Regions from separate parts of the Mus musculus genome. Here region 2 is linked to region 1. The links are chromatin loops, found by intact Hi-C in ENCODE. Cell type or tissue: left cerebral cortex. All regions are shown on one strand. Links, peaks and the distances in the headings refer to the core of each region. The heading gives the core; the rest is flanking DNA.

What was found. Peaks named below come from ENCODE experiments on the same cell type or tissue, not always from the same donor. Only the 100,000 strongest peaks of a DNase experiment are listed, where the experiment ranks them.
Region 2: a loop joins it to region 1, with 3.0 times the contacts of the local background. A loop is called at or near these places in 10 of 42 quality-filtered maps.

The regions. Positions count from the first base shown.
Region 1 is chr17:31,115,477-31,122,909 of GRCm38, reverse strand. It overlaps Abcg1 (ATP binding cassette subfamily G member 1), which reads right to left. Exons shown (of 15, transcript NM_009593.2): 15 at 4,926-7,433. Among named protein-coding and RNA genes, the nearest start is that of Tff3, 10 kb to the left of the region's middle. In left cerebral cortex, for the core only: CTCF peaks have their summits at 3,240 (motif pointing right) and 5,016 (motif pointing left); a DNase peak (open chromatin) is centred at 3,255.
Region 2 is chr17:31,482,993-31,490,425 of GRCm38, reverse strand. No RefSeq gene overlaps it. Among named protein-coding and RNA genes, the nearest start is that of Wdr4, 26 kb to the left of the region's middle. In left cerebral cortex, for the core only: no CTCF peak of the experiment used is centred there; a DNase peak (open chromatin) is centred at 3,488.

The DNA.
Region 1 (7,433 bases), core at 1,431-5,430:
AAGAGAATATGATCACACGGCTGGAGCCAGTCCTCCCACTGGCCTGCTGTGGAGAATGGATGGAGACTGATGGAGAAGTCCCTGGCCAGGGCCAACATCACAGAACCCTCCGGGCTGGCAGGATGGGTCAGGTTCTGTCTCCTCACCCACAACTGGGAGATCAGGTTTGGTTGATTTTGGAGGTGAAGTACCCCCTCCCCCAGCTCTCTCTGGCACATAAAGCCCATGTTTATATTATACAAATAAAATGCAAACCCAGTTCCAGAGGGGCTCTTTGTACCAGTCTGTAGGATCCGAATTTCTCCAACAGAGTTCAGTTGTGCTAACCTTGGCTGTGTTAATCTCACAGTGGTCATCAGCACTGGCCACCTCCCTATCTGAAGCTTATAGAAGAAAACTGGATCTTGCCACTTTCTGATCCCTAGTCATGCCATGGGGTCACTGTCTTTCTGAGGCTGGGCAACCCCTTCTCTGTGAGGCAGGGCATCCTTTGCTCCTGGGGATGCAGCAGGCCTGGTCTTCATCTCTTTTTGCTTACAGCACCCATTCACCTATCTCTGCCTGGCCTTCCTTCACCATGGGAGCTAAGGATGCTACACTTCTTCCTCAGAGACCTGGGGTAGGACGGTGTAGACTTAGCTGAAAGCAATCTGGCAACATTCCAGGAGCTGTGGCATTCACCGTTAACATCTTCCAGGCCTAAGTGAAGTCAGCTGTGAGCCCACCCGGACCAAATCAGAACCTCAAATAAAACTCACACGGCCCCACACCGCCCTCTGCTGGCAGCCTGGAGTAGCGGCTGCTCCTTACCTCGCATCCTCTGACCTTGTCTACTCTCTCTAGCTTCCCGACAGCATCTCATCACAAGCCAGCCATTCCCTTGAGCAGCCCTGGCCTGTGTGGTGCCCTACAGTTGTTAATTCTTCTGACACTGTCAATGGAGCCAGTGCTGAGTGCTGAGACCTTCTCAGCTGTGACTGGCAAGGCCAGAGTCACCCTGCAGCATCCTGGAATCTCCAGTGGGAGACATGGGACTCACATGGGCCAAAGAAAAGTACCTCCCATCGTCTTAGTTAGGGTTTTACTGCTGTGAACAGACATCATGACCAAGGCAACTCTCATAAAGACAACATGTAGTTGGGACTGGCTTACAGGTTCAGAGGTTCAGTCCATTATCACCAAGGCAGGAACATGGCAGCATCCAGGCAGGCATGGTGCAGGAGATGCTGAGAGTTCTACATCTTCATCTGAAGGCTGCTAGTGGAAGATTGGCTTCCAGGCAGCTAGGATGCAGGTCCTAAAGCCCACACCCACAGCGACACACCTATTCCAACAAGGCCACACCTTCCAATAGTGCCACTCCCTTGGGCCAAGCATATACAAACCATCACACCCATCCAAGTCCATTTTTGTGCTGTTCCCTGTCTAAGGCTTGGGGTTGACATAGTCTAAATGCATTGTTCTGTGGGTGTTCAGAAACTTGGGGTGCATCTCTCAGTACCATATGAATGTGGGGATAAGGCTGGCTTTGAGTAGATACAAGGTCAGAGGTAGAGGGAGTTTGTGATGTGTAAGATGTCACCCATAGACTCCTGTCTCTGCCTGGGACAGTCCAGGGTCCTGTCTGCTCAGGGGGGTTCAAATCTGTTGTCACGATTTGAACCCAGATGCTGTCCTGTGTTGTATAACTCGGGGCTAAAGGGAGGTTGATGTGGTTTAGACATTACAGTCCATCACTAAGGGATATCAAGGAAGAAACCTAGACACGGGAACAGAGGCCACAGGGAAACGCTGCTTACTGGCTTGTCCCCCGTGGCTTGCTTAGCTTGCTTTCTTATACAACCCAGGACCACTTATCTAGGGATGGCACAACCACAGTGGGCTGCCCCCCCCCATCAATCAATAATCAATAAAGCACCTTTTTGATTTGCCCACAGGCACTTTTAAAATTTTTATTTATTTTATGAGTACACTGTCGCTGTCTTCAGACACACCAGAAAAGGACATCGGATCCCATTACAGATGGCTGTGAGCCACCATGTGGTTGCTGGGAATTGAACTCAGGACCTCTGGAAGAGCAGCTAGTGCTTTTAACCGCTGAGCCATCTCTCCAGCCCAGAGGGAGGCACTTTTCCAGTCAAGGTTCCCTCTTCCCAAACGATTCAACCTTATGTTAACCTGACTCCCCCGCATAACAAAACAAAAACAAAACAAAACAACCCTCCCCCCGCCCCAAAGTCCGGGCATGTCGCTCTTGTTTTATGGCTTACACTGCCCTGCATTTCCCTAGCATGGAGCTTTATGGAACGGTATCCACTCCAGTGTAGTGATGCCCGCACTACATGGATGCCCACTCAGCTTGCTGGGCAGGACTCCTGTCCTTACAGGTGGTCTGTTTTTGGTAATTGCAATGGACCCTGGTCCCTCATTACCTCCTTTGGGGTATGGACATGCCAACACATATTGCATTAGTTTATCCCATCATACCTAATAGGAATGTATATATCTTTCAAAAGTTTGTGTGCAGACTTGACTATAGAGTGTGATGTAACAAGGAGAGGGTTCTCTCTCTCTCTTTCTCTCTCTCTCTGTATGTGTGTGTTAGCTGGGGTTCATGGTGTTTGTGTTAGCCGAGAATTCATGGAATTCATGAAATTCTATAGAGGAACAGAATGCATGTATGTTATAATAGGGGGATTCAATAAATTGTCTTATACCACAGGGCACTTGGGAAGCAGAGGAATAAAGATCACTGTGAATTCAAAGCTAGCTTGGTCTAGACAGTGAGTTATAGACTGGGCAGGACTACCTAGTGAGACCCTGCTTCAAGCAAGTAAGCAAATGAAAACAAAGCATCTCTCTCTCTCTCTCTCTCTCTCTCTCACACACACACACACACACACACACACACACACCACCATCACCACCACCACCACCTCCTCTCTGTCAATTCCCCACTCAGGCAGAGTTTGAGATTTGAGGTGTGTTGCCAGGGACATAAGCTCTTGGTCCTGCTCATTGCTTCTGAGATGGCATGTCCCCTTCCCCAGGATGACCCTGTTGTACATCTAACCTTCTTCCTGGCACAGAGATTACTAGGTGCCTTTCCGTGCAGCTGTCCTTGTGCCCCCCTGGTCTGGCTGCTGCAGTCTTTCTAATCTGTGACCCTACCCCTAACCCTAATCTGCCTCTCATGTTCTCTTCCAGAGGATGGATCTGCTCCACATATTGTGAGCGTGCAGCTCCAGTGACCACTAGAGGGCGCGCTTAGGCACCCACAGGCATTTGTCACTGTCTTCTTGGATACATCAAAGGAGGTGGTAATCTGGTCTCCTAGGAGAGACTGTGCTGGTGACAGCCCAGAGACAGGTGAGCCTGTGTGAGTCCTTGCCCCGCCCCCGCCCCCGCCCCACTTCCATTCAGAAAGGTTTGGTGGGAGCTTTCAGTGCTGCTGTGGGGGAGGGTGTGTGTGGGGGGGGCAAGGAAGGTTTTTAGCCATGGAGAGGTAGAACATCAACAGGAGCACCATGCTGGCTGCTCAAAGCAAGGATTATTCATGAAGAACCAAGTGCAGGCCCCAGCAGGTTACCAGCAAGGGCCACCACATAGCTAGAGGCCCCCTGACTAGTCTCAGCATCTCTGCCTCTCACTGTGGAGAGGAACCTCATAGATGTACAGGTTTCTGGAGCCCAGACCTCAGGACTCAGGGAACATTTAGACAAGACCCCTAACTGGATAAAGTTCGCATCACACCGAGCGGCAGGCAAACAACATCCCGGGTGACTGATGATGCTGTTTGGTCCATCCAGTGCTGACAGGCAGAGACCAGCACTGTTGCATCGAGAGGGGCCGCACTGAAGCAGCTGTGGCTTCACATCAAAGTTTGCTGTTCTGTCTATGGAGTGGTGTGGATATGGAGTGGAGATATGGAGTGTGGATATGGAGTGGATATGGATATGGAGTGGAGAGTTTTATGTCAGCTTGACACAAGCTAAAATTATCTGAGGGAAGGGAACACCTCTGTAATATCAGGTTGCAGGGAAGCCCTGAAGGCATTTTCTTAATGAGTGATTGACAGGGAAGGGCCCAGCTCATTGTGGTGGCTCCATCCCTGGGCTGAAGGTCCTGGGTTCTATAAGGTGGCAGGCTGAGCGAGGCATGGAGAGCAAGCCAGGCAGCAGCACCCCTCCTGCCTCCAGCCTCCTGTCCTGAGTTCCTGCCCTGACTTCTTTCAGTGATGAACGGTGATACAGAAGTGTAAGCTACGTAAAGCCTTTTCTCCCCAAGTTGCTTTGGTCGCCATGTTTCATCACAACAATGGTAACCCTAAGACAGGAGTGAACTCACGCCCTTTCCAAGATCTCAGGCTGGAAAGACTATTCCCAAATGAGCCCAAATGTTATCCCTGAGCCTTCCCTGGGGACCTGAAAGGCAGAGGTGGAGAGAGGGTCCTGACAGCATTAGTCACAACTCTTAGGTTTTAGAGCCCCAGTGTGTACCTGTGCTTCCCTGACACCTGACTCTTATAGAGCCTTGAGCAGGGCACCCCCTGATGCAGCTGCTAGGGCACAGGGAGGAGACATGGCAGAGCTGTCTTGGCTGTGCCTCTGCGGGAGTTGGAGCGGGGTAGTGGCAGCTCTCATGTTCCAGGGGTTTGAGCCTCACCTGGTGCTGTTGGAGACCAGGGTCACATGATCTCAGCAGAGGACTGTGGGTTAGGCATCTAAGGGAATACAACCAAGAGACAGTTGCAGAGAGAGTGCTCAGAGAGCAGGCCGACTCCACAGTGGGTTGGACCACACAAGCGATCAGAACCCTTTACCAGGCAGACACACCCATCTTCAGCTGGTGGAAATGTGGATTTGACTCAGCAAAAAAACCTGCCAAAATCACTTGGAGCATTTGACACCAAATGCACGTAAAAATTTTTATATAAAATATTTTATTAGCAGTTTTATTTCTTCCAAGTATCTAACTTTTTATATTAACACAGTCTGCTCCTCGAGCTCCCCCTGCTGGGTTCCGTTTGTCTGTCTGTCACATTCTCATTCTCCTTTAGTTCGTATTCAACAATAGCCATAAGAGACTTTCGTCTCTTGCGCTGTAGGCGTGGATGAATTTTCTCTTTCCTCCTTGGAGTAAAGGTGACTGGGAAGGACTTGGAGGCCGCTGGGCTACTGACATGAAGGAAAAGCTACAGAATAACCCTATTGGACATGCGCGTGAGTGGGCCTGCCCACGTGCTCATGTGCACAACGTGCACGAGAGTGCATGTGCAAAATCACAGATAAACATTCCCGAAGTACACAGACACCAGTGCGTCTGACCGGTGGTGGCCCACTAGTGCTGTCTAGGAAAGAACGGGGCCACCCCCACTGAGATGCAAGCAAGGCTGGCCTCTGGGTAGGCTAAAGGCATTCATAATGGGCTCTTGGGATGTAAATCCCTCAGGGGACAGAGAGCAGACTGGCTACTCCCCTCCGCCTTCTCTTTGAGTGGTAGAGCAACTGACGGAGTAGATAGCCACTGCACCCGAGTTGCATTTTATGTTTGCACAATGACTGCTGGAAAAGCCAGAAAGCAGGGACTCAGATGTCTGACAGGGGCTCTGATGGCCCTCAGTATCTTGCCAGCCCCTTCCCGCCCCAATGCTACCTAGAGAAAGAGAGAGTAGCTGCCCATGAAAGTAAGCCCAAAAGGAAGGTGTCTTCCCTGGCCTCGGGGCCTGGAACAGGGGGAAAATCAGATCAATGAAGGTTTGATGGGTGACTACTAGATGGAGAAGCCAGAAGGGATTGCACTGTGCCCAGACACTTCCCAAGGGAAGGTGTTTGCCTTCAGTCTGTTTTTCTGTTGTCAGGGGCACACTTGGGTATTTTCTGCTTTGCAGATATTGTCTGCCCCCTGCCTTGGGTTTGGGTTTCTCAGAAATTCTAAGCTTCATGTTCCATTTTCTGGTTCTAATGGGTGCCTCTCTCCACCTCCAGGTGAAGAAGAAAGATTCTTGCCCCTACTGTGTGCAACATTCGCTGATTCATCCCCTACTCCCTAGAAGTAACACCAGAGAGTTTAACTCTCTCTGGACAAAGGGTAGAAGAGGAGGCAGGAGAGACTGGGGTGGGGGTGGGGGTGGGGGGTGGACAAAGAAAGGGGTAGACAGAGGCTAGCAGCCCCACCCTTATGCTCAGCCTTTTCTGAGCCTCAATCTGACACGGCCCCACAGGCCTCTCTCTGACAAAGCCCTGTAAATTCTGTCCTTGGGCTGTTGTTTTTTACGTGAGGACTTTTATTTTATCAGCCAACAGGAGGAGGTGGTGTAGCCTTAAACCCAATGCAATCCTTCCTTTCAACTGAAGGAACTCACCTTCTAGGGAACCCAACTGCAAGGGAAGTCTGACTTTAACGTCCGTGGCAGGTAGGCGCACACTTCCCGGTATCTCCTACCATGACTAAGACCAATGGGAAGAAGAAGAAGAAAAGGGAATGGTCTAGAAATCCAGGCAGCATCTCTGGGATTCGGGCTATGTATGGGGAAAGGTAGAACCACACACCATGGCCCCTATGGACAGTGGATAAGGGACAAGGGTGCAGAGTCCCCTAGGATGGCTGTCAGCCTTCCTCGAGTCTGCAGAGCTTGAGCAATGCTGGGTGACCTCTGACCCCTCGCCTGTTCTGGTCAACATCCTTTATCAACTTCCCAGGATACCCTGTCCTGCACCAGCCTGGCAGCTCTTGTATCCTGAGCTCAGACTCCGCCCCGTGGAAGGATCCCACGGCACTCTCACTTACATAGGGTGAGTGACAAGCAGGTCTCAGGGTCTAGGAGAAACCTGGACAGGAAAGAATCCCTCCAGAGGCTGAGGAACCCTTCCAGAGTGAAACATGGACCACCCTGCCTGTGACTGACAGCACACAGCTCTCCGAGGAGACAGAGCCTGCCGGGCATGACCCACCATGTCAAGACATGCGTGCGGACATGGATGGAATGGGTTCTTTGGCACCAACCCCATCAAGTGCCGGACTGAGGTTTGTCCACCCAACACCCATTCTTTTCAGCTCAGACTTCACAGCTAATAGCAGCCAGTTCCTCTCTGGACGCCATGCCTAATTATCTTGAAATTAAATGAAGACCTTTTTGGTGTTTTCTTTTTTAATGAAGACTTTTTTTTTTTATAAAGGCGAATCGTGTCCCTGGTTAAAAGCTGAGTCTAGAAGGCAAGGCCGTGTTTGTATAGAACAAGCAAACCGAAAATTACATCATAATATGCATTTCAATTGTGTGTTCTCTATAAAAAAGATCTAGGAGTGTAAAAAATAAAAAGAATCTCTAAAGAGTTCCAAAGCACATTATCCATGCGGTAAGTAAAATTCGGACCCTTATCATTCTCTACAGATAAGATACGAAAGCATCAAGGCCACAGCCGAGGAATCTC
Region 2 (7,433 bases), core at 1,519-5,518, 370 kb before region 1:
GCCTCCCAGCCTCTAAGTACGTTCTTTTAATACAGATACTTTCAGTCACACTGTCAGATTTGCCCATGGTTCCTCAGGATGACGTTATGAGAGCTAGCTCTCTCCATTCACTCTTGCTTTAACGTGGCTAGCTGGCAAGCATGGAACAGGAAGGAGGGCCGGGCGGAGAGATGGTCTCCCGTGAAAGCCACGGGACACGAGCTTGTTTTCTTACCTGCGAAATGAAAGCTGAGTAGCTCTCGGCGACTAGCTGTTAGCTTGTCCATTTTTGAAACAGACAATTACAAAACTAAGACTTTGACATGTCCCCAGAAGCTGTAGCTACCGAAGGAACACATCTCTGGATGCCATCAGGCTTGGGCACATATCAGAAGTCTGAGGCTGCATCTGCCCCAGACCAAAAGGCTGGCATCTTGATGCAGAGGGCCAACAGCCCTGATATACATGAATAATGAATAGAACTCGGAGGGCTGGAGAGTTGGCTCGGTGGTTAAGAGCACTTGTAGTCCTTTGAAAGGACCTGGGTTCAGTTCCCAGCACCCATGTGGTGGCTTATAACCATCTGTAAGTCCAGTTCCAGCTGATGTAGCATCCTTCTCAGACCTCAGCAAGTACCAAGCATTCACACTGTACATAGACAGACATGCCGTACACAGGCATACACGCAAAGCAAAACATCCATACATGTAAAATTTAAAGAAGATAGGGCTGGCGAGATGACTCAGCAGTTAAGAGCATTGACTGCTCTTCCAAAGGTCCTGAGTTCAAATCCCAGCAACCACATGGTGGCTCACAACCACCCATAATGAGATCGGACACCCTCTTCTGGTGTGTCTGAAGACAGCTACAGTGTACTAATGAATAATAATAAATGAATCTTTAAAAAAAAGAAAATTTAAAGAAGATGACAATGAAGATGGAGGAGGGGGAAAGGAGGAAGAGGAGGGGGAGGAAGGAGAGGAGGGAGAGGAAGAGAGGGATTTGGAGGAGGAGGGGGAGAGCGAGGGGAGGAGGGAGAGGAGTATCTGCTTTCACTCTGTCTACTTCCCCAATTTCATCTTAGGTGTGCCACCCCCCACCCCACCCCCACCCCCCGTGGCTAGCTGAGGGTCAAATCCACATCTGCTCTCTTCCCATCTGGTCATATCTTCTGGCTAGGGTCACCCTACTTCAGTTTCCCCTTTCCCATATTGAAACCTGCCTGTGTTCCCGTACTCCCTGGCCCCCCGCCCAAGTTGCCGGCTGTGTACATAACATAATGCTATCTGATATGCAAAGGACCTGGACCATAAATGCCAGCCACCGTGTGACTGAATGCTCTCAGAACCATATTAAACAGCCAGAGCTCGGGAGAAATTAATAAGCTTTTTAATTAAAGTAACATGGCCAAAGTGCTTTCATTTCAATAGACAATTGATATAAAATTAATGAGATATTTTACACTATCTCATCGTACTTGAGTGTTAAACCTGGTGGCTTTCTGCTCTTTCTGGGGACCTTGCGAGACACAATAGCTCTGGCCATCTTCATAAAGGAATTGTGCTATAGACCCATGATGGCAGAGGTATGTAGTCACACCGAATGCAGTACTTCACACTGTCACCAAAATACACCAGGGAAGACAGGATCTGCAGTCAGTGGAATGGCCCTGAGGCAAGGTCAGGGCTAGATGGCTGGGCTCTTGAAGGATCTGGAAGCTGACCAAAATCATTGACTTTGCCTCCGAGTGTTGGTCACCCCCAACCTCTTTCTCCCTTAAGTTGCTGTAGGTCAGGGTTGCTTTTAGCAGAAAAACAGAGATGAAGCATCCAAACTGGTAGGGGCAAAAAGAGAGTGGAAGGTGCCGGAGGCTGGGGAATCGGTGCTTGGGAGGATGGGAGGATGGAAAGTTCTAGACAGGGGTGGTGACGGCTGCGTGGCAGTATGAACGAACTCTTAGCAAACTACACCTCAGGTAGTCAAAATGATAAATGTTGTGTTATGTGTACAAAGGATTCCATGCATAGACACACTTTTCCTTGCATGATTGAACTCTAACCGCAGGTAGCCATTTCTAGAGGACTCTGAAAACGCTGACCAAGAGTCTCCAACAACACAAGACAGTCCTGGTCCTCAGTGGCAGTGACATCTGGTTTAGAAGCCCTAGGGACATACCTTTAGTGGACGCCTAAGGCACGTGGGAGCCACATACATCCTGACCTGTTCCCTGCTGAGACAGCACACTCTCAGACGCTACTAGGCAAGGATACCCAACATGGGGATTAAGCTATTCTGCCTAAGAGTGTGGTGAGATTAAGACACCTAAACCTGGCTTCCCAAATTCCACAGCCTGTTGCCATACAAAGAAAAGTCTCTCTCCTTTCCCCCATCTACCCCAAGACACGGTTTCTCTGTGTAGCCCTGGGGGTGGTAGTGGCAAAGTCTTAAAGGAGTCTAGGTTGCTCTAATTTGTTTTGTAGCTGAGGCTAGCCTTGAACTCCTGATCCTCTTACATTTGCATCCTAAATGCTGGGGTCATAGGTGTGCATGCTTCCGCACTTAGCATGGATGACATTTCTGAGGAATTTCTTGACCTCTTTGTCCTCAGGACAAAGGTGTCTGGTGACCTGGATCCAGTCTTCAGCAGGAAACTGGTCGGCTCAATTGGCTTGACCTCTGTCACCAATGTAATTTCACAGTGGTTCTCTGTCCTCTGCTCTGGGGCTGCAAACCTTCAGTTTCTCTTGCTGCATTGAGAGGAGAGCCGTGGTCTCTGGCTCCCTGCAAAGCTCCCTGCCTGGTCCCTGCACCTGCTGAGCTGTTGAGCAGCAGTCTGCCTGGATGAACTTTGATTCCCCACCTCCCACCCTGCCAGGAACTTTTCCTTTCACACACTCTGGCTGTTTAATATGGTTCTGAGAGCATTCAGTCACACGGTGGCTGGCATTTATGGTCCAGGTCCTTTGTATATCAGATAGCATTAAGTTATGTACACAGCCGGCAACTTGGGGGGCGGGGGGGAGCAGGGAGTACTGAAACACAGGCAGGTTTTAACATGGGAGAATGAAGGTCTGAATGTTTGTACACTCAGTCCTTTTCTTTGTTCCCTGTGACCTGTGCTCTGCTGCTTTGGGGAATGATCTAACACTTCTCCTTAATTGTGTGGGAATAATGTTCTTTTTGGCTTTCTGAATTCTAAGAGGAGATAGAGGTCACTTTTATGCATTTTACTGGAGCCAGAGCCTAACAAGGTCCCTCTGTGAGTTCATCTCCTGCGGGATTTCTTCCCTAAGGGTCCTGGATAATGGCAGTCTAACACATCATCCCATAAGCCCACAGCAGGAAAGAGATGGCACAGAAAACTGGGTCACCCAGGAGGGTTTATGAGTCTAGCTTCAAAGATGGGGGAGGTTAGAAAAACCCATTTTCTAACGCAAAGGGCACAGGCAGCTGCTGCTTGCTTTAGGTAGCAAGGCCAAAGAGGAGCTTATTGCTCAGAGCAGGCACATGCGCTGTAGGGAGGCCTGACCAGTGAGCAGCTTTGCTCCTTAGCAAAGGCAAGGACAGAGAGGATCGCAGTTATTCTGCCAGCGAGGGCTACACACCACACGGAGCATCCCACCCACTCAGACACACTCTTTTCCAGCACCGTGAAGTGTGTGCCACGACAGTGTGTCACAGTCAACCAGAGCCCAGGTAACCTAGTTTTAAATGATCCATGGTTAAGAAAGATTCTCAAGGGAAATTAAAACAAAGACTGTGAACTGAGGAGAAATGAAAATACATTGTATCAAATTCAGCCCCGGGGCTCGCAGCTAAAGCCTAGCTGGGAAGGAGATTTACACCGGGAAAACCAGAAGGGAGACAAAAGATCAAGTCTCTTAACTAGACTTCAATCCAGATAAGAAGGACCAAATAATAAACCCAAACAGATCTGAAGAAGGAAATCTAGGAAGTGAAATTAAAAACAACGCAAGAAGTCTGCAACAGAACGGAGCCGGCCCTTTGAAAGGATCAATACGCATCTTGCAGGGCTGAGAAAGGAGAGGACCAAACGCTAATAATAATGGGAATGGAAGAGACTCTGCGGCCGGCCGCAAGGGTGTGACCAAGGGACCCTGCAAAGCACCCACACCTGTAACACTGACAGCTTACAGAGAGGGACCGACTGTTGGAACTGCACAAATTAGCAAATACATCTTCCACAAGATACCGATTTCAAAAGCTCCTTCCACTATGAAATGGAATGATTAAAATGTACCATCACCACTGCCTGGCAGTGGCCGTAAGCCTTTAATCCCAGCACTTGGGAGGCAGAGGCAGGCAGATCTCTGTGAGTTCGAAGCTATCCTTGTCTTCATAGTGAATTCCAGGACAGTCAGACTATGTAAGAGACGATGCGTTTCAAAAGAAATAAATAAGTAAATAAGTGATCCACTTCTTGGGGCTGGAGACATGGTTCAGGGGTTAAGAGTACTGTCTGGTCTTCCAAAGATCTCAGGTTCAATTCCCAGCACCCACATGGCAGCTCACAACTGTCTGCAACTCCAGTTTCAAGGGACCTGTTGCCCTCACAGCAATGCACATACAATAAAATTAAATAAATTATTAAAATGTACCATCAACAGAAACACAGCTCCTGCCTCAAGGGGAAGAGGAGACAGCTTATTCTGGAGCTAAATGTAAATGGCCGTGACCCAGGAACACGAAGTTTACTCTGGATACTACACATTCCAGCACTGTATCAGTCCTGTGAAGTTTTTACAGTAATGGAACAAAGCAAAGCTTAAATCAAGGCTCTTTAGAACACATTTGTGGGAATATCAGATAGACGGTTGGGGTGCGGGGGTTCAGCAAAGCAGGGAACCCCTGCCATGGCCTTGACACTGTTTGAGGGCACTTAGCCTGTGGGTGGGTAGAAGGTAGGGGTCTGTTTGTATGTTCCAGAAAGATTTAACTAATAGTCACAGGCTATTATATCACACACAGAGGTGGCCAATAAATGGCTCTGAGGAGGCTAAGATAACCCAGGATAATTTGGCTCTGGACCAGCAACATTCCAACTCCCCCAGCTCAGAGGTGGCAATGACTCAATCAACCTGATAGAATCTTTACATGGGTGTGGCTTTTTCTGGAACCCTCAGTTCATGGCCCCTCTCTATTCTCTCCCCCCCCCACCCCAAAGCCTATTGTTATTCCAGGCATTTGAAGAGGAACTGGCACCAACCTTTACCCCCTTTTGCAAAAACGCAGAGGAGACAGAAGCCCTTCTCAATTACTCTATGAATTAGTGTTGCTTCACATCAGAGAGACAATAAATGTCCATGTAGAAATCCTTAGCTAAAGACTAGCAACACTTTTATTGATTCTCTGAGAGTTTCCCATCATGTACTCAATCGCAATCCCTCCCATGTCCACCCTGCCTTGTGACTTCCCCCTACCCCCAAAGAAGCAACAAATAAAAAGAAATAAGAAACAAACGAGTTCACTTTGTTTTAACTGCATACTCTCTGGAGGGTGGTTAGACTCCCGTGGCCTGCTCCTAAGATAGAACTGTGTCCTCCGTTCCCACGCCTCCACCAGGAACCATCAATTGTGAAGAGCCACTCTTTGGCATCTTCTTCATTCTTTTGTTTGTTTGTTTTGCCATTTTAGACAGGGTTTCTCTGTGGAGCCCTGGCTGTCCTGAACTCGATTGTAGACCAGGTTGTCCTCGAACTCACAGAGATCCACCTGTCTCTGCCTCCTGAGTGATGGAATTAAAGGCGTGAACCACTACACCCACCTGGCTCATCACTCTCTTAATTTTAAGAGTTCTCTTTGGTGGCTTCCTGCTAAACTGTTACTTTTGTAGGAATAGGGGAGGGGTGGGGCTGGGGTGGGGGAGGGTGAGATAGAACCCCTCCTTAAGCTGCTTTGCCAGGCATTTTGTCACAGCAGTGAGACATAACCGGTACAATGATATGATCGCCCGTGCTGGAAGTCCCAAAGAGTCCGCAAACCCTATGAAACAAAACAGCACAACAAAACCAAAACTTTATCCCTTCCCCAAACGTGTCAGCTTAGTAAGTCAACAGGACACCAGAGAAACGACACAAGTCAGTTATGTTTCTACCAATGAGCATGTGGACAATTGCCAGTTACGGTCTGGGTAATTGTTACATGTCTAGCCTGCCATTTTGTGCTTTTACTAATGGCATAAGGAAACTTTCTCAATACCCTGTTACTAGAATTTTCTGGGCTTTGTGCTTTGTTCTGTGATTGGTTCTTGGAAACCAATCACAACAGAAGTCAGTTAGAACTGGCGCACACCTTTAATCCCAGCACTTGGGAGGCAGAGGCAGGCGAATTTCTGAGTTTGAGGCCAGCGTGGTCTACAGAGTGAGTTCCAGGACAGCCAGGGCTATGCAGAGAAACCCTGTCTCGAAAAACCAAAAGGGAAAAAAACCTGCTTTGTATAATTAGCCACAATAAGCTTGGACCCAAACCAACCACGAGGTAGCACTTCCTGCACCTGTGTATGAACTTTTATTGTATACGCTGCCCCTGGGATGCACCCCAACATAAGAGAGACATCCGCACCAATATAAGAAACTATTTGGAAAAAAGACTTCCATTTTGAGTAGTGGTTGAGTAAAGTTTAAGTTCCCAAGACCTCCCTGGGAACTGACATCCTACTTGGCAGAGAGAGTCATGTATGTGGATAACTGACATCCTGGTTGACAAGTTAAGACATGAATGTAGACAAGGCAAGACCCCTGTCACGTTGAATAGCCCAATCAATGGGAGCAGGATAAGTGTACAGCAAAGATATGTTCCTAAGATAATCCCTTATCCCTAAATCCCGATTGGTGGAATAACACGGCACAGATGTTTGTAGACTTGACTGAGATGGGTGTTCATGTGGTTTGTGAGATGACTCCTGGACCCCAATAGCCTTAAAGGTATATTAGCATATCTCTTCACTCAGGAAAAATAAATATTGAAGTGTAAACCGACAAAGCATGTCTGGACTAGAGACTTAAAAAGTAGAAATAATAATGAAAAAAATAAATATCTAAATGAAAGCAGAGACATACCTTGTTCCTGGGTTGGAAGATCCAGTTTTTCAAGGATGTCAATTCACTCTAAGTTGAAATATACATTTAATTAAATGTCTATGAAGACACAACAAAATTACTGTAACTGTCTTCAGGCACACCAGAAGAAAGAGGGCATCAGATCCCATTATAAACGGCTGTGAGCCACCATGTAGTTGCTGGGAATTGAACTCAGGACCTCTGGAAGAGCAGTCAGTGCTCTTACTCATTGAGCCCTCTCTCCATCTAGCCCCACAACAAAATTTTATAAACACAGGCAAGATAATTCTGAAATACAGGAAGACTGCAATGGTCACTACTGATTGTTAACTTGATAGGGTGTAGAATTATCTGTGAGACAAGTCTCCCGGTTTG